Regions from separate parts of the Homo sapiens genome. Here regions 1 and 3 are each linked to region 2. The links are chromatin loops, found by intact Hi-C in ENCODE. Cell type or tissue: endothelial cell of umbilical vein. All regions are shown on one strand.

Region 1 (8,000 bases), 870 kb before region 2:
CAGTATTTAGTATGAGAGTCTTTCCTGTGAGGGCCTTCTTGCCTTAGGACAGTTGATCTGAGGTCCCTGGGATTCCTGGAGCATTCTTGACCAGCTTGCTTCTGTCTGCATCTTCAGGATACTAACCTTCTTGAAATCCCATCAGGAAAAAAGGCTGGGGAATGAAGTGGAAAGAAACAGCTCTCTTTCCAGGGACGCTTTCCATCTTGGTTGGCATCTGGTTTAACTAGGAAGGAGGGCCTTGCTAGGCCAGTATCTCAGAGGACATGTTAAAAAAAATTGGCCCTGTGGAACCCTCATGACAAAGACTCAGAATGGACTGTTAATTTTTTCTTCTGCTTCTCTCTGGAATTATTTATATTTCACTAAGAAATGACAGCTGAGCTATTCTCTTCTAAGTGCCAAATCCTCCACTGAAATGTGCCAAGCCAGCTCACTGGACATTTCACTCAGAAGGCCAAGAAGCCATCGTGGGAGAAAAGACCCTGTTCTAACAGAATTGAAAGCTGGAGCAGTGCTTTTCCCACTGACTGTTGTCTTTCAGTAAACAGAGAGGAGGGAAGTAGACCACAGATGACTTGCCTGCTAGGGAGCTGGAAGACATTGTTGCTGCCTGCCTGAATGCATTCTGGTGGATCTTTATTGGCTGTTTCATCTTGGAAAGAGTAAGTCTTAACCACAATAAAATTTTGTCCCACATCAAGGATTTCTTGAATGCTTTATCCAAGAAAAAAAAAAAGACAACAAGGAGAGAAAGGAACAAACAAAAAACACCCTGTAGGAAAAGGTGAACCGTAGGGCCTAACAGTCTGAATATTTTGTCTCGGTGTCAACCCCCAACATATGGTAATTTTCAATGACTGCCAGACGAAATGACGAACTTGGAGGTAGAAGGAAAGTTGTTTATTCATGTTAGCAATGTGTAGAAACCTGTTTACAGAAATTTTTTAAAGAAGGGTATTGGCTGTTTCAGCCAATACTTGGGTAGGAAAGCTACCATAATCCTGAAATCTAAAGCACAAACACAAATGCACAATCAAAATTAAACTTTACAATAAAATGTATAAATATACTTCCAAAGAGACTTAGCATTCTATTCACTCATACAAGGAAACTTTTGCTTGTATCTAAAATTATTTAGGATCTGGCCAACAATGTCACAATAAGAAGTTAGGAAGATAAAAATGAAAAAAAAAAAAGTAGAATTCTTAACAGCATGGCAAAGAGAGTGTTTTAAAATTAATATTAGGAAATGTATTATCTAAAATTTAAAAGCATAAAAGCATAATCCTTAAAATATCATACTGATTCACTCTGCTGCTAATTCCTAACATATATATATATCCATAATAGTAATGAATTAAAAGTAATAATTGTAGATCTAGATTAATTTGGACTCAGGTATATTTTTTATTGGATCTCCCAGGGCCAACTTTAACCTTCTGAATTGCATCCTAAGTAAATAGGACCAAGACTGAAATATCACACCTGAGCCTTGACAATCCAAACCTTCCTAGTAAAAGTTTGACTTTGGTATGTACATATCTTTGTTTCCCAGGGTTCAATTTCAACAGTATGGCCGATATCTTGCCAGTCTTCTTTCTTCCAGGCTAATTTTCATGAAGCTTGCTTACAATGAGAAGAGTGCTTTCTGCTGCAAGTCCTAAGAAGAGAGTGATGATGACAGGGTTGTATCTTCTCATCATCAAGCCACCACCCGGAGAGGGGAAAATAGTGAATCCAGACATTGTGCTTCCCTCCTCAGAATTCTCCTTGCATTGCATTTTTAAAAAATCTGGGAATCAGTAACCATTCCTCTCCCCAACATCCGTCCTCTTTAAACAACAACTGTGATTCAAGCTAACAATCTGTAAAGATGAAAATTGGAGGTTATTGAGGATTGATCCTAAAAAATATTTTTTTCTTTCAACTCTCAGAGGAGAGCTGTATGTTGTCTCCCTGCTTGTTTAACTGCTTTCTCCCTTTTGCCACGGAATTTGCAATATCTGTATGAAATATAGATTTTTTTCAATTATAAATATCGTTATGCATCTGAATCTTCAAACGTTGCTGCCCTTGACTGACTCACACACACCAGTGTTCTGCCTCTGGCTATGAAAGCTCTTCTACTTACGCCAAAGCCAAGAATGCAAGTAGAGAAATAGGAAAGAAGAATCCAGAAGCCTCATGTTACCCCCAAGATTGCTGACAGATTTTTGTTTGTTCGTTTGGTATGTATATGCAGATGTAGTTGTCTTTAACTTTATCATTGATTTCCATCGTTATTACAGTGTTGGGTGAGAGAACCTGTTTATGTTACCTGCGACATTATGAGAAATGCAGATGTAGGAAAATAAACGTATTTGGCTTAGTTTCACAAAGCAAATTTACCATGGCACATGCCTCAGCTAAACCTGTTTTCAGACTCTTCAAGTTCTTTTTTTCTGTCTTCTTTTTTTCTGTCTGTTCATCAAGAACAGACTCATGTGCCCCTTTCGGCCCGGGATTTGTAGTAGAATTCGATGAGGAAAGAAAGTTGATATAATTATGCATCGTTATCAAAATTATAGTCAATAAAACCTTTCAAGTAAGTGGGTAGTTAATTGAGATCTAGAAGGCATTTGGGCTTTCTGGCTTCACTGGCCAGCTTGCAGTCACCTGAGTGCACAGAAAACTGCTTGTTTTCTGGAATATTTTCATGGTTGTGAAAATTGATAATGTATCACTGTTAGGTCTGATTTTGTTTCCTGTCCAAAGAGGAAAGGTCATCCTCCTCCTTATTAAATTTTGAAAAATAAATAACCACAGCAGTATCTCAACAGACTCAATGTGTTTATTTTACACTACAAGAATGTGAAATAATTGGACAGTATGTCACAGGGGGAAGAAAACTAGGAGAGCAGCTTGCCGGGTTTAATAAATTAACTTTGGCTCTATTTGCTGAAAAGATGATTATTGACAGTTGCGTATCTTGTTTATGAGCACACACCTTAAACTTGATCAGGAGGAAAGAGAAAATACTCAAAATTCTTGCTGATGAAAGAGCTTTTCCCGGCTTAGGGCAATTGCTTCAAAGAAAAAGTACAAAGGTTTGAACTTCCCACCCATGTGTTATTGGACAGGGAAAAAGGAAACATTTCATAGAGATAAGCTACCGTTTTGAATATTGAAGGAATTTAAAAGCAAAAATATCAGTATTGACACAATTACAGATACCGGTCTTCTTTAGAAAACATGCACCACTTTTTTTCTTTGTGGCTTAAAGAAAAAATTAACTTCGTGAATACCAGTCATCTACATGCATTAAATATAAGACAGGAAAACTTCTCTCTGCTCTTATCGCAAGTTAAGAATATTTTCTTTTAAATGCGACTTACCTTTTAAGATGAGTGAGGCTGAGTAAGTAAGGAAATGTTAAGAGGTGACTTTAAAAGAAACTTAACCATGCAATCTCTTATAGGTGACTCAACCTGTGATGGAAGTTAATTGCTATTATTAATTATAATTATTATTTTAAGTCTATGTTTTGAGGAGCTTCCAGAACTTTCTAACTCTGACAGCACCTGTCAGTAGGGAGGTAATGGGAAGGAGCATGTACCCATGGTATGAAATGCTTCTGCTGCTTAAGTCACAAAGTCACAGGGGGAACCGGAAGTACCCACAATTTCTCCCCAAGAAGCATGCACTTCAGCGGTGAATACAGACTTAGTCACAGAAGAGAGGTGAGGTCAGCGAACGACAGCAGAAACAGGAATCCTCCAGATACCAGACCTATTACCCAGAAGGTGGTTTTCTGCCAAAAATATCAGCTTGTAGACTGCTTATCTGAAAGGAGAGCTGCTGCCCATAGGTGACATATGGCTTGAGGACCAAACTGGAAAGTGAAACCACTGCTTTAAGAAAAAGAGCCCAAGAACCCACGAGATGCTCTCCTCAGAGGAAGAAGCTTCTTGATTTCAGTCCAAATCCATAAAACACATGAGAATCTTGAATATGTTCTTATCCAAATCGGTCATTATTGATCATCAACTGTAGTCCTAACTGCTGTACAATACCATCTATTGCTTTTATATCTGAAGTTCTGCACATCTAACAAATTTTTTCCATTAAAAGACTGCTGTCATTCGAAGCATTTTATAATTTATGAAGCACTTTCACCAAAATAAATCTGTTCCTTTCTCAACCTTCCTTAAAAATCAAGTGACCTGAAGTTAGAGTTAGGGAATAGGCCTAGATCTAAGACCTGAGAGTTTGGCCCTTTCCAAAAAATGTCATATAGCCCAATGGCACGATAAGAAGAACAACAAAAACTGTAACAGTAATAATAGCTGCCACTTGGTACTTAGACCAGAGAAAGAAATTTCCTACAAACCTTACAAGCAAAATCCCATTTTGCAGAGGTGGAAAGTGTTGTTCACATATTCGTGTAGCTCTCCTAAGGTCTTGGATCCTAAAGAATGGCAAAGCTCAGAGAGTAAACCAGGTCATCTGTATCTAATTTGTTCCTCTTTTCGCTGCATAGACTGTCAGCTAGTGCAACTTAACATTTTCAGAGAAGAGAAATTTTCATAATTCTTGTCTGGCTATAAAAGGTTGAGAGAACATACTCCCAAGCTGGGATATTCCTCTTTGAGCACGTATTGATATTTTGTTATTATTATTACTTTTAAAAATAGCTCTTCATTTGGTTCTATAATCTGGTAATTAAGGTAAACAATACACTATGAGTAGTGTGAACTCTCATGAATACAAAGGAAGTGCACAATTTTACGCACTTTAAGATGAGATGTGGTAAAGAGATACAGATTTTAAAGACCATGAAAGCTAAAGCTGTAACTATGCAGAATGGTATTTCATTAGCAAATTAAAAGTTCTGCAGCTCGTTAACATCTTTGTTGATAGGTGGGCAAGAAATCAGGAACTTAGGGTGCTGATTAATTTATACACCTGTCATAGGAGCATGTAACCTTCTGCCACCATTGTAAGACAGGCAAGAATAAACTATAAAACAGTGGATGATACTGTTTCCTATCCCTCTTCTTAGAAATTATCCTAAGTAACCTTTGAAACAGCTTGTCCTATAGGGGGCCCCTCTGTGCCTGTGCATTCAGGATCACCTTTGTCTCTTCATTTCACTTTCCCTCATGTTTTGTTGTTCTGTTCAGTCTTCATGCCAACATCTTCAGGATTCTTGCTTTCTTCCCCATCACCCCTGTTGTTACAAACAACAGTATATAATCAGCTCTCACTCAGATGATCAAAATCTCACCTAGCCTGACTTCCTGCATCCCTCTTTGAAATGCATTCTGAAGATAACTGCTAAAATAATTTTCATCAAATGTAATTCACATCTTATTAGAAGCCAGCTCCAAAGATCCCAATAACTCCCCATCACACTTATGATGAAAGCTAAGTTCTAGATTGTGAGCTGGTTTCTTTCTGCCTTCTTCTCAATACTTGCTTCCCTCGCTGTCCTTATGCTTTTTTCCAATAACGCTTCCTTCAACAGCCTCACTCATGAAGCTCTGGTCCAAGTTGCTAATAAGGAATAAAAGGTCACTAATTAGAGCTTTGTTTGCCTCACTCTCTCTCCCCACCCCTCACTGGGGAAGATGCAGCCATCAGCTTTCTGCATGTCACACCATCCTCAATAAATCTATGACTTGTTCTCTTTCACCATCTGCTGTTCACCCTTTTTTACAATTTGAGTTACTGTTTCTTTTTTTTTTTTTTTCAGCTGCCAGGGTTTTGAAGCCTCCATAGCTTTAATAGAACATATGTTCATCATCATCAATTATTTTATGATTATTTCTTCTCTAAAGCTAATTCTATGCATGGTAGAAGCTCAATAACTATCTTTTGTATAATCCATAGGAAATTGAAAGTGCAGTAAAATCTCATCATTTGGATAACTAGGGTAAAGGTCAATCTGAATTAAAAGCTTAAATTGTAAAATCCAGCCATTGCTTTCAAGGAGATGTAGAATGGATTAAATAGGCCTATGGGACAATGTCAAAAGGCAATCCTTAGGATTTCTATTTTGGTGTAAAGGTTAAAAGGTACTTGCGAGGCTGAGATAGGAGGGTCACTTGAGCCCAGGAGTTCAAAGCTGCATTGAGCCATGATCATGCTACTGCACTTCAGCCTGGGTGACAGAGTGAGACTCTGTCATAAATAAATAAATAAATAAATAAATAAATAAATAAATAAATATTTTAAAAGAGTAAAGGGATTCGCAATTGGAATATTAGTTGAAATTAACCCTGGCATTTTAAAGTCCTGGAAGTATTTATTTTGATGCCTTGTTTATTCTGTTTATTTCTTTGGCAAATCTTTTCTTCCTAGATGGAGCAAAGGTGATTGCACAGCAATCTCTTTCTAAATAATCACAAGTGTCAATGGGGTGGAATAGAATCGTAGGGTTTCATTATCCAGGTCAGAAGGAGTACAAAGAAATATTTTCTATTGGATAAAACATCCACTTGCCATAATAGAATTCATAATAGCCCTGATTGATTTTAATGGCTGGACAACTTTCTTCTGCCTCTGACAACTGGTGAAATTACTTCATTAATTTTTATGGCCATGGCTTATAAATATTAATCTACAGCTCTGACACCCAAAAGTGTTCTCTGCTGTATGCAAAGGGATCCACATTTCCAAGCTGCTTCTCCAATTGTCCTTAAAACGCATACTGCATTATCTACCTCCTTACCTTTGCTTTAATCTGGAACACATCTGCTGCCATCTTGTTTTCATATCCAGTCTGTCTCTGCAACTCTCAAAAATAAATCAATTTCACTTTTTCCTTGAAACCTTCTATGATCTTCCCAGTCTCAAGTTCCAGCTCTCCTTCTGGGAGGTTTACAGTCCTAACTCTTGAGTTCTCAGCATTTACCTGCCTCCTGGTTATATTTTCCTGTGCACACAAATAAACTCTTTCCAAATGATTGTTAAGTCCTTCTTGAGGATGGAGAACTCCTTTGCTTTCTTTTTCTAGAATCACTGATTCATTCGATAGAAAACTGTTTTCCATGGCCTAGATTCATAGTAAACGAAGATGAAATATCTCTGTGGTTGCCTCAAGGACTTCACAGCCCATTTTAGAGATGAGTAAATTGAGGTTCAGAAAGATTAAGTTGACTATGATTGTGCAAATCTAAATGGGAGAGACCTGGGCATGAAAACGTGGCACTACTTGTTTTTATCAAAACTTTTTACCTTCCTTATGACCTTTACAACAGTTTTAATCTTATAACTCTGAGTCACTGCTTTTCCACCTCTAAATATCTTTATTCTTTTGTCTCTGTATTAGTTATTATGGCTGCTGTAACAAAGCACCTCAGACTGGGTGGCTTAAGCAACAAAAATTTATTTCTTCACATTTCTGGCTGGAAGTTCGAGAGCCAGGTGTCAGTGGGGTTGCTTTCTTCTGAGGTCTCTCTGGTCTCTGGGGTCTCTGGTGGATGCCATCTTCTCCCTGTGTCCTCACATGGTCTTTTTTCTGTGTGTGTCTGTGTCCTAATCTCCTCTTCTTATAAGGACAACATTCATATTGGATTAGGGCCCACCCTCATGACCTCATTTTAACTTAATTACTTCCATAAAGATCCTGTTACCAAATATGGTCACATTAGAGCCTCGACATATGAGTTTGGTGGGGGATGGAGGGAGTGGAAATTCCACCCATAACAGTCTCCTTTAAATTTATTTTTCTTCCCTTTACTCTGTGGTGGAGGCTTTCTGGAACTACTAAAATAAATGTAAGCTACACATATTGTGCCCCAAGTCAATTCAATATCAGGAGCCAACTTTCCTCAATAGGTTAATTTTTCTGAAGACAAAAACAGATTCTTCAGATCCTAATAGAAATAGCAGTACTGTTCCAGGTTTGAAATGTTCTCTGACATTTTAATGTCTACTGAGGTTCCACCCACTCTCTCTTTATATAATCTTTGATCCCTAGGAGCTGTGCCGCTACAATTTCTAGCACAGAGTGG
Region 2 (8,000 bases):
AAGTCCCTATCTCCAAATACAGTCACACTCTTGAGAGTTTGGACTCCTGAGGGTTTGGACTTCAACATATTAATTTTGAGGGACATAATTCAGCCATAACACTGTGATTTCCATCACAAATGTGTGTCTCCTCCTAAACAAATTCTGAAGTCCTAGCATCCAGAAACGATGGAGAAAGGGAGGGGAAGGGCAGGCGGCATAGCCTCTGCTGAGGAAAGTACACACATTTCTCATGAAACATTTTTCAGTGGCCCCTTCAGCTCCCTTGAATAACCTGACTACTTCATCATTCCCACACCCTCTGTATTCTCCAGTAAGCCCTTTACACAGGTTTCTCTTGTCAGGGCCACCACGTCCCCACTTTAATTCTCATCTTGGTATGCTTCTGGGGGAATCCAAAAAAAGACAATTGCTAAAATGAAATCCTAAGTAGAGGTGATGTGAGCACTAGTAGACATAAGCTACACAAATCTCCAAGATTAAGCCTAACGACCATGTGATGTGTTTCTGCCAAAATTTCTATTTATCACCAGCACAGCAAGCTCTGTATTCATGAGACCCAGTGCAAATGAAAACTGTTTAAAAGTGGGGGAAGAAACTATTGTCAAAGGTACTATAAAATAAAGCTTTTTTCCTTCCTTCTGCAGTGTCTCAATTTATCATGATGTTAAAAAAAAAAATCTGCTGTTTAGTGTTGTTCTAAGTCAAGAAAAATTAAAATTTTAAATTATTAGCATGAATTTTATGGTTCATCTTTACATTGTACAATGTCAGTTTTAAATGCAAATATGGGCCAGGTGCGATGGCCAACACCTGTAATCCCAGCACTTTGGAAAGCCGAGGCAGGTGGATCACCTGAGGTCAGGAGTTTGAGACCATCCTGTGCAACATGGTGAAACCCCCATCTCTACTAAAAATACAAAAATTAGCCAGGCGTGGTGGCGTGTGCCTATAATCCCAAGCTACTCACTCTGAAGGCTGAAGCACGAGAATCACTGGAACCCCAGAGGCGGAGGTTGCAGTGAGCTGAGATCGTGCCACTGTACTGCAGCCTGGGTGACAGTGCAAGACTTCATCTCAAAAAAAGATAAAAAAATTAAAAATAAATAAATAAATAAATGCAAATATGAGAGTATTTAACTCATCTGCAGAATCACTGGAATTATGTAATTCATATTTTTCAGCTTATACATGAATATATATTTTTTTTCTTGCCAGAACAGTGGAAATACTGCACAAAACTAACTCAACTCTTTTTATTTATTTATTTATTTATTTTATTTTATTTTTTTTGAGATGGAGTCTCAGTCTGTCACCCAGGCTGGAGTGCAGTGGCGCAGTCTTGGCTCACTGCACCGTCCGCCTCCCGGGTTCAAGTGATTCTCCTGCCTCAGCCTTCCGAGTAGCTGGGGTTACAGGTGTGCACCACCACACCTGGCTAATTTTTGTATTTTTAGTAGAGACGGGGTTTCACTATGTTGGTCAGGCTAGTCTCGAACTCCTGATCTCAGGTGACCTGCCTACCTTGGCCTCCCAAAGTGCTGGGATTACAGGCGTGAGCCACCACACCCAGCCTTTTATTTTACTTCTTGATATGCACAAACTCTATCAAATCTTAACGCTCAGCTGCCCTTTTTTCCTTTTGGTCTATGTCTTCATTTTCAGAGGAAGTATATGGTTAATTCAGGGAAGTGCATGAGTAAGAAAGAACAGAATAGGGTCCGTTGGTCGTTAGTATTTGTTATTAATAGAATGCCATTGCCTTCTTTCTTGTGTCAAAGCAAGTTCTGCTTCAAATGGAAAATGTGCCCTCTTGGAGCTGTCAGTGTCCCTCCTCCTTCCTCACCTCACCTTCCTTGGTTGTCCATGCTTACCTTGTATTTGCTTTGAGTCTCCCCTGAATCCCCACACGTGGTGGGTCCACTGGAATTCTGTGTCCAGGGGGCATCGCGAACACTGTATGTGAATGAGCAGCAAGGATCAATGGACATGCATGTTGCATGTCACTACTCAGCTCACATGCATGCTCCGTTTTCATGTTGGAGTACACCTGCAAGATCCGAGTTCAAAGGTATTAAGGATTCATTAAGGATTAATAATTTATTAATCCTTATTAAAGATTTTACCATGGCAACAGCAGAATGTTAAACCGGATATGAGATGCTTGTGAGTTCAGGGCCCTGGGTAGGTCACTCAACTGTGATGCTAACTTTGATCACAGAGAAAGGGAGGCCATGGCATGTTGAACACCCCTAAGTGGGAATCACGCTTCTGCATTACAACCAGAGGCAAGGCACTGAACTCTCTAGTCATCAGAGTCCTTATAAGATGAATGTCTTGTACATGATAATCATGAAGGTATTATTTCTAAACACTTTATCATTCAACCAAGGTGAGAGGGCTTCTTGAAGTTCTTTATTATGTTCAAGCAGGTCTCGTTTAAAACCAAGAGTGAATTTAAAGAACACAACTGTCCCTTTGTTTGGGATTCCCCTGCACTCACTAATATCATTTAGATAAGTTAAAAAAAAATCCTGATAGCTTTTGAATATTTTTGGCAAGAGCAAAATTTTTTCTAGATGGCCAGAAAAATTCCATGATTATTTTTTTTTCTCTTAAATGCAGGGGGCTTTGCAGGCTTCTAATTTTTAAGCCTGAGTGCATCTGCAGACACACATAGACACACGCACGCCCTTGGTTTCCCCTCTGGCCCACACCAGCGTGGCATGGCCCAGACAGCTGCGGTTTGTTGTGTTCGCTGGTTTCCAGCTGTGGTCCTTGCACCTGTCCTCACCCGTGTTTTGTACATTCTGGAATGTCTGCTGGTTTTCCTTATCAGACGCGTGGAAGAACATAAACATGTCACCTCTTCCTAACAAGACTTCCAGAGTGTGTGTGTGTGTGCGTGTATTTGTGGGACTTCCTAGAAACCAGGGCTGTTTTCTCTTGCCAGGCGCCACAGCAGGCCTTCCTGTGCAGGAGGTCATTTCAATAAGGACTCTCGGAGCTTAGTAAGCAGAGAAAAGAAGGTCATTCCCAGACAGGATGTTGGGAAGACGCCCGGCATGAGCCTTGCTGGGCAAGAGACGCCAACCGGACCAAGAATGTGGGCCAGTCCCCCAGGAAGTTATTCATGAGCCTGCACTGTATGATAAACAGGCAACCAAAGCCTTTTCTAAACAACTAAAATAACAATGCTCCAAATTCCAGAAAATCCTCAAACAATGACTGGACATTCCTTATCCCCTATTTGCTTATTTGTTCACCAAGTACTTTCAAAGAAACCAGAAACTGAAGTTCTGACTTGGGTTTCAGAGCAGGAATAAAGTGTGAGAAGATGTGCTGGCCACGCCGCACTCCCTGGGGACATTCTTCCTTTCAGGGGAGTCTCCCCTTGCCACGCCAGCCCAGCCTTCCAGAACCCTTGTCACTCCCAGTGGCAGTTGAAGGCTGAAAGCCAGCATGGACTAGCTTTAAGACAGGTCAGCAGGATGGGGCCGAAAACAGGGAGAAGCTTCTATGGTTTACGGGATCAAAAGATGTAAATTGGTCAGGTTAGAAAATTATTCCTGAATAAGCAAAAAAACTATTCGGGGAGCTGGAAATGTGCTATATATCTACATGACTTGAAAGAGATATCAAAATTCCTTGAGGGCATGTATTGTTTAAATTGTAATATACATTCACTTGCTACACAATGACACTTCAGTCAAAGGCAGATGCATATACAATGGTGGTCCTGTAAGATGATAGTATTTTTACTGTACTTTTGTATGTTTAGCTACACAGATACTTACCATTGCATCCCAGTGGTTTATAGTATTCAGTACAGTACCATGGGGTCCAGGTTTGCAGCCTAGGAATGATAGGGTCTACCGTATAGTGTAAGTGTGTAGTGGGCTATGCCACCTCGGTTTGTGTAACTCTGATGGTCACACAACGATGAAATAACCTAATGAAGCATTTCTCAGAAGAGATCCTCATTGTTAAGCAGCACATAACTGTGTATGTATAATAGTATGATTATATGTGTGTGTACACATATATAATGTATACATAATTTGCATAATTATGAAATAATATTCTGTACACATATATAATGTATACATAATAATTTACATAATTATGAAATAATATTCTGAGTATCATTTTATAGATATAAATGTCTACAGAATCTAAGTCTGCAAGTAGTAAGATGACGGGTGGATATATGCACATATATCTTCTAACACTTGTTTATAGGTAAGACCCATTCTTCATTGGAAGAAATAGAAACTCTTGTCATTTTTCTCACTGGTTCAGTAAAATTGCACTTGGAAACTTCAATGCAATCTTCTCTCTACTGTCCCGGCTGCAGGCCAGAACACCCAGTTTCTTCTTTTTTGCTGTGGGGCTTAAGACTCTAATGTATGCGGTTTATCTATTCTTTACTGTTGGCAATCTGTATCCCACACTCCCCTCTCCCTTATAATGAGAGCTTTGAAGGGAACAATTTTTTGTTGTTTCCTTGTTCCCCAAGTACACAAAGCAGTGACTGGCACATACTAGACACTCAAAATTAATTTTGAATGAATAAATGCATCTAGCCTCACTTCCAAAATTCAAAAACACCAGATATTTACCAGACACCAGTGAATACTTCTGATTAATGTGGACCTAAATGGAAGACTGGATTGGTATTAACATGGTACTTTCTGGAGAATAGAAAACTCAAACCCACAAACATACAATTAGGATTTGACAAAAGGGCCATCACGGGTGTCAAGAAGGATACATTTTAATGGGACAGACAGAAGAACCTGGACCATCTGGAACAACACACAGAAATGAGCCCCTGCCCACAAGCCCAAGGAATCTCTACCCTTAGACATCCTTGAAGCCAGTGCTCTGAAATGGCCAGTTTCCATCTTGTCTGTTGGTAGAAGAAAGGCTGCAAAGAGAGACTTCAGGATTTTCCCAAGCTCTCTTTTCCCAAGATTCTGTGAATTTCTCCGTCCATCTCCCAGGGGCAGGAATTCACACCACATCAAACCTCCCGACAATGCTGGCAGCGTGGCTGGTGTGAAAGAGACTCTGGACTTGGATCAAGAAGGGATGGAGTAGAGTGAGGCTGAGATCAAAAAGCAGGAAGAACAGCCTGGGGAAAGAGCTGGGGAGGAGCTGGCTCTGCTCTTTGCACTTACACCGGTTTCTACTGGACCAGCTTTAGTTCTGCAGCATTTTCCAGAAAGCCTTTTCCTGGCAACGTTGAGATTATTTCTAAAATAAACACAAACCACTTTGCATCTCTCTCCGTAGGCTGTGATGAACAGAAAGAGGCCTTGGAGAGCCGTGGGACTCAGGAGCTGGAGCCAGGCTTGAGACGGGGTCCAGAAGGAGCAAGATGGGATGCCTTTGGACTGAGACCTTAAATTCCACCCAGTTTATTACAACCATGCTCACTCCTCTACCTGCCCTGCCCCAATCGGTGCAAACTGCCTTCTCCAGTCTTGCTTCCTCTCTAATCCATAGGTTGTCTCTGTTTTAAGAAGGCAAGTGGCCAGTGAGAGCCTTAAACTACCTTAGTGTTCTCTAAATAAGATATGCCTCCATGGAGTTGTAAAAGTGGATCTTTGCATGTCACAAAATCACATATGCATGCCAGGGCCCTTTTTGCCATGGTGGGGAGTGGAGGGATGCAGTGAGACATGCTATATATTTCTTGTCTTTAAGACAACAATCTTGTTAAGAATGAAGACCAATTCTAATTGAATCCTAAATTCCTTTCCTTACCAACTGCAACAAGAGATGCCAATGCAAATCTATTTCTAGACTGAGATAGCTTCAAATTAAATTTGGAATAAAATTTCAGGAGAAGGGTCATTTCTGGCTTTCAAAGGCAAACCCAGAATCAGGCAGCCCCACTTCCTGTTAGGGTCACTTTCCCCTCTGAAAATGAATGATACATGGAGGCAGGGAGATGACAGGTGTTTAAAATTTAAACCATGTTGCCTGGGGTGGGTGCCGATCCTGGCATGCCGCCCTGGCACCCACATGATAATGAGGTGCTTGGCTGGAATCTCTGGCTGAGGGCTTTTGTTGGAAAAGGTAGCAGGCAAGCCCAAATAGCTCCCCAACAGATATAATGGCTTAATTATTACTTTAATCAGTAAGGCCGAGGTTCCTTAAAGGGCAGCTTCCTTCCCTTAGTTTTTTTCATCCCACTGGCTGCACTCACAGCTGACTGTTCTGAGCACGGTCCTGTAACGAGAGGGCACATGGCCAACTGGATCTTAAACCAGCTTTGTGCACTGTAAACAAGATGTACTCTAATTATAAAAGAGGGTAAATGGAAGAGCCCAACAGGCGGAGGAAATTGAACATGGGTACAGAGTCGGTTGACTCAGAGGTTAACTACCCATTGAAATGGAGTCTAAAATGAGAAGCGACCTTTCTTCAGCACGGTTTTCATTCCATGCTTGATCCACAAAGGAACAGATACTCCACAAGATAAAGGCACCCGTGGCTAGCGGACAGCCTTGACTTGGTTCGTTGGATTTTCACAAGCTTGCCAAAAAAAAACAAGGGGGTGGGCGAGGAGCATCTGCTTTTTACAAAGAGACTGAAATGTAAAATTAATGTTCCAGGTCTTGTTTTAGAAACATGCACCTCAGAGCAGCTAGGCTGCACTGTTTCTGTCTGAAAGGTTAGGATGGCTCATTTCAACGACCCATCCCACCCTCCCACCCTGCCCCACCTGCCTGCATTCAGCTCAGGGCAGCTTCTAAATAAGCCTCTTTGTACAAAGCCAGCGTGCCTTGCTTGCTCTGGGAAAAACTTGATAGTAGTGGCTTCCCTCCTCTCTGCCCAATCGCATTTCTGGAAAATGGATTTTCAGGTTTCAGTTTCACCCAACTCTACCCAGGGCTTGTTTTCCTGGAAGGTTCAAGTTTTCTTTGCAGATTTTTCCTGGGAGGCCTCAACTCTTTCCCCAGTCCTGATAGCTTTAAATTCTATTTTCAACCTTTGCACACGATAACCCTTTTTGTTCTCTTGGAGCCCTCATGCTGACACAATGCCCTTCCTCCTTTATAATCTGTCTGTCTTTCTATATATTTATCTCCGCAGGAATGTAGCACCAAAGAAAGAAAAGTTAGTAACAGGGTTTACTCCCTGCAGCCTAGTTGGCTGTTTATGTCTCTCTATACGAAGTATTCACCCCAGAAAGGAATGTGTACAGCTCTGGGCATCCCAGAAAACAAGCCATCCCAATGCCAGGTAACTCAGTCAAGCACAGAGGGAACTCATAACAGATATATTTTTCTTCCTTTGTTTTAGAACAAATGATGCCCGTAAGTGCTCAAATGTGAGTGGGGAAAAAGGAGGGTGTTAGAAGAAACAAAATAGTGGTGTTGCAACCGTGTTTTCTTCCTTTCCCAGGGCTCTGTGTGCACCCCACCCTCATGGCAGCCCAGCCAAGAACAGGAGATGATTCTTGACTGAAGGCTCCAAAATGACACCCCTGTTTTTGTTCTTTCCTGGGGTTCTCTGGGGACAGTGGCTGCCTGAATAGCTTCTCCAGTGATCAAGAGGTCCTGTCTGTGGTGTTCTGATGAGTTCTTTGTACTCTGTTTTCTATTCCAAGTTCCTAAAACAAAGGTGATGCATGTTTAACTGAGTATTCAAAAAAAGAAGCTTCTGGAAGCTGATAAAAATTGACTACTGTCAGTTTAGAGGCAGAATCCTTAGTTTGCTGTTTCTTCTTCCTCTTCTTTCTTCTTCTCCTCCTCCTCCCCCTCCTCACCCCCCCTTCCTCCCCCTCCGCTCTTCCTCCCCCACCCTCCTCCCCTTCCCCTCCTCGTCCCCCTCGCCTTCCTCCCCCTACCCCCCTTCTCCTCTCCCCTTCTCCTCCCCCCTCCTCCTTCCCCCTCCTCCTCTCCCCTCCCTCTTCTTCTTCTTTTTTTTGCTATTATATTCTTCCACAGAATCTTTCACATATCTGTGATGAAATTTTGAAAGTC
Region 3 (8,000 bases), 1.0 Mb before region 2:
CACTGATCTGTGCAGCTGCTATGCCAAGGCATGGAGGGCTTAGCGCTGAATCTTACAGATGCACCAATTCTGCCAAAACATATGGGAGGAACTCACTTCAGCTCTTGCTTAAAAGATAACAACACTTTTGGATCAATGGCAATAATGCCAAATTAACACAAAAATCCTTAATTGTGTGTTTCTGATGAATGATTAGTCTCCTAATTCAAAAAGGCAGTGAAACAACCTCCAATTAAAAGTAATGTACTTTACTTAGATTGAATAATAGACAGCATTCTCAATATTCCAACTTGGCATGTAGCAAAGGGGTGATGGAAATTCGTATTTGCCAAGACTGCATGGCAGTTCAGAAAGTTGATTTTAAGCAGGATGATTTCAGAATAATACTTTCCCCATGAGCACTACTTTTTACAGAACCTCTTATGAAAGGGCCTTTCAAAAACATATCTGAGATGAGACAGACTATGGTAGAGTGACTTCAGTTTAGGACAGCTCTACCTTCACAAAGACTTAACAAAGCTCAACTCCTGTAACGCCCTTTATAATGTTTAAAGATGTGCTGTAGGTACTTTTTTGCATATTATCTCTAGTTCCTCACACAATACAATTAGGTATTGTATTGCAAATGAGATTTTATACTCATTTTACAATGAAGAAGTTCAGACTCATTAAAAAATTGTAGAAACCATCCACCTGGTAAGTAGACTTTGGAGGATTCAAACCTAGGTTTGTTTATCAGCAAAGCCTGAGTTCCCCCAACCACCCCCGCCCCCCGGCACAGCACACTGCTTCCCTGGTTCAAGGGCACCATAAAACTTACTACAGTGGAAGGAAATTCCAGAGTTTAAGCTATTGTCAAGGTAAGTCATATATGTGGTCTTCCATTGGTCATCTTGACAAGCTGTGAACAGCTTCATAGATATTTCCTGTTGTTTCTCTATGGTAAACCTTGACTGGCAGGTTTATAATTAGTCTTTCTGTCCAACCCCATTTCTCTTCTCCAGTGAAAGGTTTAGCTATGACACTAAGTCCCTTTTCAGTGAAACAAGGAATATGGTCACTTCTAGTTTGATTTATGCAGGACAATCGGAAAGATTGGGCAAAAGCTGGCTTTGGCTTTCTTTGTTTAGGCTATCTTTGGTTGAGAAAGTGGAAGGGAAAGTTCAAAGATCCAGAAATGGTAAGAAGAAACAAGAAAGCCATCAAGTTTGGTTTATTTTCTCAAGTTGATTATTTATGGCTAGTAGTCCACAGATGAAGAATTTTAATGATCGAAACCTAGAAATATGTGTTGTGCTATTTTGAGCCTGTTTCTTTAAAATGTAAGACTGCTAGAGGTATGAAGAGAAACTTTTGTTGTTTAAAAATAGCATTCGATATTGACAATCTTTTCAAAGTTGCTCATAATCACCATTTAACTGAGTGGATTTTATTTCTGGATACCAAAAGATATGATGATGCTTTTGTTTCTTTTTTTGTTCCTCTTTTTGCAGATAAAGCACACCCTGTCTACATGCACTTTCATTATGCTCTGTTGCAGGAAATTAGCTAACATTTGTGGAATGTGTCATCTTTTACTGCTCAAGGGTTTTGTTTTTCATCCTTTTACAGAAAGGATTGTTCTTAGCACCTTACCAAGAGCGCATCAATATAGTCACGCCACAACTGATGGGTATTGTCTGTTATTTTCATAAAACAGTGTGCAAAAGGCTTCTCAGCCTTCTTTACATAATACAGCGAGTGTCAATAAACAGAGTTTTGTTTTTTTTTTTCCAACAAGCATAGACATTTTATTGGCCAGGTGCGGTGATTCATGCCTGTAATCCAAGTGTTTTGACAGGAGGATGGTTTGAGGCCAGGAGTTTGAGACCAGCCTGGGCAACATAATGAGACTCATCTCTATGGAAAAAAAAAGTAAAAAGTAAAAAATTAGCTGGGTGTGTCTCACGTGCCTGTGACCCAAACTACTCGGGAGGCTGAGGCAGACAGCTTGAGCCCAGGAGTTTGAGGTTACAGTGAGCTATGATTGTGCCACTGTACTCCAGTCTGGATGATGGAGTGAGACTCTGTCTCTAAAAAACAAAAAATAGACATTTTATTATCATCAGGCTTACTATGAAGACTAACAATTGGTAACTGAAGTTCTGCACTGAAAATTTATATTTTAAGATGGTTTTTTTCACAAAAGGAGCTTTTCTTTGTCTAATATTTAAGTCAAGATTCTTGTTCCTGGCTTCAGTATCTCTGCAGTATGTTCATATATTTATTCCTCTGTGTGTGTGTCTCTGTGTGTGTGTGTGTGTGTGTACATATGCATATACACATATATACTCATACCTGCATGCAGGTTCCATTGCTGTTTATCATGTAGGAATTTTTTTCTCATCAGTGACATAGGTTTAGTGACCCATCTTCATTAACTATATCACGAACATTCAGGGACACAACAAAACTAACACTATCAGAATAAATTATTCATCCAAAATCCAGTTTTCCTTCTGGTAACCAAGTACTTAATGATCAGAACAGAGAAAGGCTAAACTTAATAAATGAGACTATTTAAATGAAAATATTCAGGATTGTAAAGGTAAAGATAAATGTTATGTTTGCTGTATTTACAGCTCCTTTGTATGATGCTGTAGCATTTAAAGCCCAATATCCATGTAGGAAATGATGAAGAAGATTGGCAATCAATTGGGAAATTGAATGGGGATGGGTAAACTTTACAGCTGTGGGTTTTAACCAAACCCAATGGTTGTTTTACTACCAGAAGAGTGATTCTGTGGCATATATTTCTTGCAGAAAAGAAAGAGGAGGGATAAACATGTGAGTGCATGTGTCTGCGTATGACAGGGACAGAGAATAAGGAAGCATAAGAATTTTGAGATAATCAGTAGGGAGGGAAAGGGAGAGATGAGCAGGGAGGGAGATGTTAGACTGGCTGTCACAGTGAGGCTGATATTTTTAATTTCTCTTTTTTATTCCCTGTGCTCATTTTGGCTCCAAGTCGCTGAGGCCGTTTCTTCATGAGTTTTAGTATTCTAGTCTAGTGAGACACACAGGGAGACGAGCAAACAAGACTTCAGTGTGAGCCCATCGATTGCTGAAGGGACCCTCGTCTGGCAACATCATTCCTGCATTTTGAGGTCAGCAGTTCTCAGGAAGCTAGGCTGGCTCAGTGCTTGGGATCTGCAGTGGAAGCTGACGCTCCCCACCAATCATCCAGTGAGCACAGGCAATTCTATCTTCCCACTGCTCTAATGATAATGCATTCCTTCCCTTTGAAACACTTAATTTTCAGATTTTGATAACTTCTGCCCACCTTAACTCCTATCAATCAGACTTTATGTAACAGCACTGTGTTTGGTTCCTGAAATGAAATATATTCTTCAGAACAGCTATAAGTGGAACAGGCTCAGAAAGAAGAGTGGATGTCAAATACTGTTTGTCATATCCTAGTAAGAAGTAGACTTTCATATGTAACACATGATCCCAGTGTAGCTTGATATAAATGGAAGATTTAAGTGAAAGAGGTCTATAATTTTGTTGGCAAAATAAAGAGAAATTTCCCTTATGCTAAGACCAAGTAGCCAAAAGTATCTCTGAAAATGGTAGACCTAATTCAATGAAAATCCCTCTGAAATTCTACCAGAGCTTTCGTGATTGTGTTAGTGAAACTCATCAGGTAAGGCTGGAGCTATGAGGATTCTCATCATTAACTTAATGGGGTTTGAGACTCAGATGCTTGAAAATGTGTAAGGTGGTTTGCTGATTTAATGTGAAACCGGAACTGTTGCCACCAGCCGCTCCTACCCACCCCATGTCCTGCCATTCCCATTGTAAGACATGTGTTAATGAGAACTGAATATCATGTGATGGCATCATTGGATCAGTTTGGGAGCCATTATCATACCACCCATGTGTGCTTGCTTTTGCCGTTATGTATTTTCTGGTGAGCAGTTGGAGTTCTTCCTTCAGTTACGAAGTGTGAGTTAATAGATGACACTCTATCCTAGACACTAGGTGGCGGCAGACTGCTGAGATAAACCATTACCCAAGGGACCGAGAGGCTCAAACCTGTTCCCCAATACTCAAAAGGCAGATGAAAATGGCAGGTGGATAAAACTGAATGGTATGAAACAACACACGCAAGATTGCAAATTTTCAAAGGCATGAATCACTATTGCATCCCCCAAAATCGTGTGAAGCTGCTTAAAGCTAACTTTACTTTCTTTAAAACGTCCTGGAGCAGTTATCACCCAATGGCCCTAATACCGTATCCAGTTTTGTTACATCTCTGAAGTCAAAGGTAGACACCCAGATATCATAGCTTCTCTCATTTATCATGAAGGGTTAACTCTAAATCTGTATTTTCAACCAATCTCTTTTTTTTGTTTTAAACATGTTTATAGTTGTTTTAAGTGGTAATATTTAAGTTCAAATAATTAATAGCAATATTTATTAATACTATCAGCCCAATGCTTGAGTAAAAATGCTGAAAAAAGTATAAGATGTTCAACTGTGTGCAAAGCACCACTGAATGTTTTCTAAGAATATTAATTTCTTATGAAAGACTAATAATAGATTGTCAATATAGTTTTAAATATTAAATATAGAACCAAATAAGATTTGACAATGAGAATTTAAAGACCATCATACTGTATTGGTGCACATGACATTCTAATTTTCAGTTTTTTTCCTATAAATGTTTCCTGTAATATGTCTTTGTGAATTGTTTTTTCCACTCAGTTTTAACTCCTAATCAGACCCAGCCCCACCTTGGAGAAGTCAACATCTTTAAGATGTGGAACATTTTAAGATTTATTTAAACTGATGACCAGCTAAAGATAAATAAGATAAATCATAAATATAATAAAAATAAAGAAGAATAAGAAAGCAAATAAAGAAATAAATAATTTTAAAAGAATAAAAACAAATTTAAAAATAAGTTTTAAAAACAGGACACTTTATATACTCTCAACTGGCTATTTCTGTACTCCCAGGGCATAAGCTGAACATAAATGACACTAAATAGGAACCCTAAAAAGAAGTGGAACAGAATTCCCAATGATGAAACCTGGTGCTTCAGGAAAATTCCAGTGTTAGAAGACATTGTGTTTGGAATGAATCCCCCTACACGCTATTACCAAATAAAGTTGTGCCAGGGCAGAATTTGAAGTTTTGTGAATTTGTTTTTAGGTTTTTAAATTGATTTAGGCTTCAGGAATTTCTAAATTTCTGCCAAGTCTAAATAGCTCTTTGTGGTAAGGCTATTAGCCTGTCAACTAGATATCACCAAAGGTCTTCATGAAGTACAAGTGGAAAAATAAGAGACAATTGCACTTTGCATGGATAGCTAAAAATATTTTCCACTCTCAAATACTCATCAAGTAAAAAAAAAAATCAGAGTATGGGCCTTATATCAGGACACTAGTATTTTCTTTGGGACTCTTATTTTTTATGCATAGGCCATATGTACTTTACTAATATTCTACAATGTATAATAGAATTTGGTAATATAAATAACTTGTGGTTTTATTTATATAAAAATTATATAAAGGTATAAAAAGTTTTCATTTTCACTTGCATATTTAATGCGTTGCTTTTGTAAAGAGGAGTACATTTATTTGAAGATAGAATTACCTAGAACATAAATGATGTATGGTTGCAGAATAAACACATTTAAAATGACTTCTTTAATTAATTTTTGAATTTTGAATTTTACCTTATTTAATGTTGATTTTTCTTTTTTAAACCATAGCAGGGTACATTTCTCCTTTGCTACCTGGCTCTACTCTCGGCCAAACCTCCCAGCCCATGGATGAGAATTCTCTTGTGTATCAATGGATATGCATGCTTTATTTTGTTTTATTCTGAGGGGATCTGTTTCTTCCCACAGCAGAAAAAGCAAAGTTGCCTTTTTCAAAGTTGCTTATGCCGTAAGGCATAAGATGGTGGTAATTCTTTGTGTCGACATCTATTTTAGTACAGTTTAAAAGTAGGTACTTTTTTAGTATTTTCAAAGGGGTCTGTCCATATTTCATCTTGATACGTTATTTTTTGCCTAGCACAGTGTCTTGCCTATGGGAAGCATCATATATGTTTTAAATACATCTATACAGTTTAATTGAATGCTAATAAATTACTCCCCCAACTCAGTAATAATGGAGAGAAGGCCAAATGGAAGTGAGGGTGTGGTCATACTCGGAAGGGATTCTTGAAACTGTCTGGTAGAAATAAGGCTTCTATTAATAAATCAGTCAATTCAATTAAACACTAGACTAGTGTCCATTTAATCAGCTTCTGAATTTTGGGTGTACAAGCAAAATAGTGTACGGTTTGGGTGAGTCTGGTTTGTTTTGTGTTTTCCACTATGAAAAAAATCAGAACCACTAGAGGTCACTCCAGTTATTAGCAAGAACTGGTTAGGCTAGTCTTTGTCTTACAGGACAAGGCAGCTCTGGCAAGCCTGCCTAAATTTTGCCATCAGCAGAAGCAGAATAAAAGTTAACTTCAATGCTCATAAATGGTTAGTACAAGTCTATGGTTTGCTCTATCCCATTACGCCATCCTGATTTACCTTCCTCCGTACCATTTCTTTCCGCTGTACCATTTCAATAATAACCTCAGCAGCTGTGTCTACTATGTGTTTATTATGCATCAGGCAATATTCCAAGGATTTTGCATCATTATCATCTTTACTTTGCACAGCAACCCTATGAGGGCTGTACCATTACTGCTACCATTTTACAGAAGATAAAATCAAGGCTCAGAGAATTCACAAAGCTGAGTGACAAGGCTGAGATTCAAACCCAGAGCCCACACTGGTAGACACAGATCGGATCCCATTAACAACAATGGGGTATGCTTGACTCTTATTTTCTATTTAAACAACAGGTTTGAGTGTTGTAACAGGAGAAAAGTTTCGGAATGCATATATGTGGCAACAGGAAGCACTTTGGCATCCCTCAAATCATACTCTACAGGTCAAGCAAATGCAGAGTTGTGTGTGTGTGTGTGTGTGTATGTGTGTGTGTGTGTGTATTTGGGAGGGGAGAGAGAATAGAGGGGAGTATGGAAAATGGATCTAACAAGTTAAAGGTGGGATTGCTGTTCGACATAGTCAAATGGCCAGGCCAGCAGACCCATAAGTCCATCACTTCCAAGTGACTTATCCAAAAGAAAAATAAAACACACCTTCCCAACCCTGCCATTAAAAAGATACTACTCAATCTGAGCAGCGGTTGTGTACTGTGTCTAAAGCCATGAAAGCACCTTTTCTACAGCATCTCGGAACATGTTCAGCGATTTGGTGAAAGACCCAGGAGCTCTTATTCACACCCTGCTTTAAGCAGTAGAGAGCTCTGCTGGCTCAACAAAGCATTTTTTTTTTTCCCCAAGGATTGATAGTATCTATGTATTTACATAATACCTCTGCCTGTGGCAAGCCTGACTTAGATGAAGAAGTGGAGGCTGAGGGAATTTAAAGACACTTGCCTCAGGTTACAAAGCAAGTCAACACAGATGGAGTTTAGCATCCCCAGCCCTGGAGTTTCCACTCAGTTCTTGGGCTGCTAGGACCCTGCATTGTGCTTGTTGGTATTAAACCTGAAGATCTCCCTTGTAGAATGTTCTCACAGGATCCCGCTCACCAAAAGGTGACGGGGGATTACAGTTTACCCTAACAAGGCCAACATCTTAATCTCATAATGAAACCTTCTGAGGATCCCCTCTGCTTTCACTCTGAGCCCCCATAAAAACCAATCATCATGTATACCCCTCCACCAAATGGTCGCTGCGATTGGCACCTGTCCTGGCCTGTGCCTTTGGAATGGAAAGTCAGGATAGTTTCAAAGTTTCATATACAATAACAGGAAAAAAAAATGAAACAAAGGAACATTTTAAGCAGCAGTCCCCACCTCTGAGCTGTTTCTTTCCAATCTCAGCCAAAGCTTTGCATACCTCAAATCCCCTGAGAGCAGAGAAGACTATAAAACAAA

What was found. A loop is a pair of places that touch in the nucleus more often than their neighbours do. Peaks named below come from ENCODE experiments on the same cell type or tissue, not always from the same donor. Only the 100,000 strongest peaks of a DNase experiment are listed, where the experiment ranks them.
Region 1: it touches region 2 in a loop (6-fold over the local background); 2 of 110 quality-filtered maps call a loop at or near these places.
Region 3: a loop joins it to region 2, with 4 times the contacts of the local background. A loop is called at or near these places in 4 of 110 quality-filtered maps.

Annotation. Positions count from the first base shown.
Region 1 is chr6:12,479,674-12,487,673 of GRCh38, reverse strand. No RefSeq gene overlaps it. Among named protein-coding and RNA genes, the nearest start is that of LINC02530, 100 kb to the left of the region's middle. RefSeq lists enhancers at 3,901-3,980, 3,020-4,219. In endothelial cell of umbilical vein, no CTCF peak of the experiment used is centred here; DNase peaks (open chromatin) are centred at 3,333 and 3,753; H3K27ac peaks cover 2,375 bases.
Region 2 is chr6:11,604,743-11,612,742 of GRCh38, reverse strand. No RefSeq gene overlaps it. Among named protein-coding and RNA genes, the nearest start is that of TMEM170B, 71 kb to the right of the region's middle. RefSeq lists an enhancer at 2,888-3,429. In endothelial cell of umbilical vein, no CTCF peak of the experiment used is centred here; DNase peaks (open chromatin) are centred at 3,012, 3,812, 5,172, 6,312 and 1 weaker place; H3K4me3 peaks cover 2,368 bases; H3K27ac peaks cover 7,451 bases.
Region 3 is chr6:12,602,000-12,609,999 of GRCh38, reverse strand. No RefSeq gene overlaps it. Among named protein-coding and RNA genes, the nearest start is that of LINC02530, 21 kb to the right of the region's middle. RefSeq lists an enhancer at 1,391-1,510 and a silencer at 3,909-4,203. In endothelial cell of umbilical vein, CTCF peaks have their summits at 4,022 (motif pointing right) and 6,408 (motif pointing right); DNase peaks (open chromatin) are centred at 1,599, 4,039, 6,499, 7,889 and 1 weaker place; H3K27ac peaks cover 2,614 bases.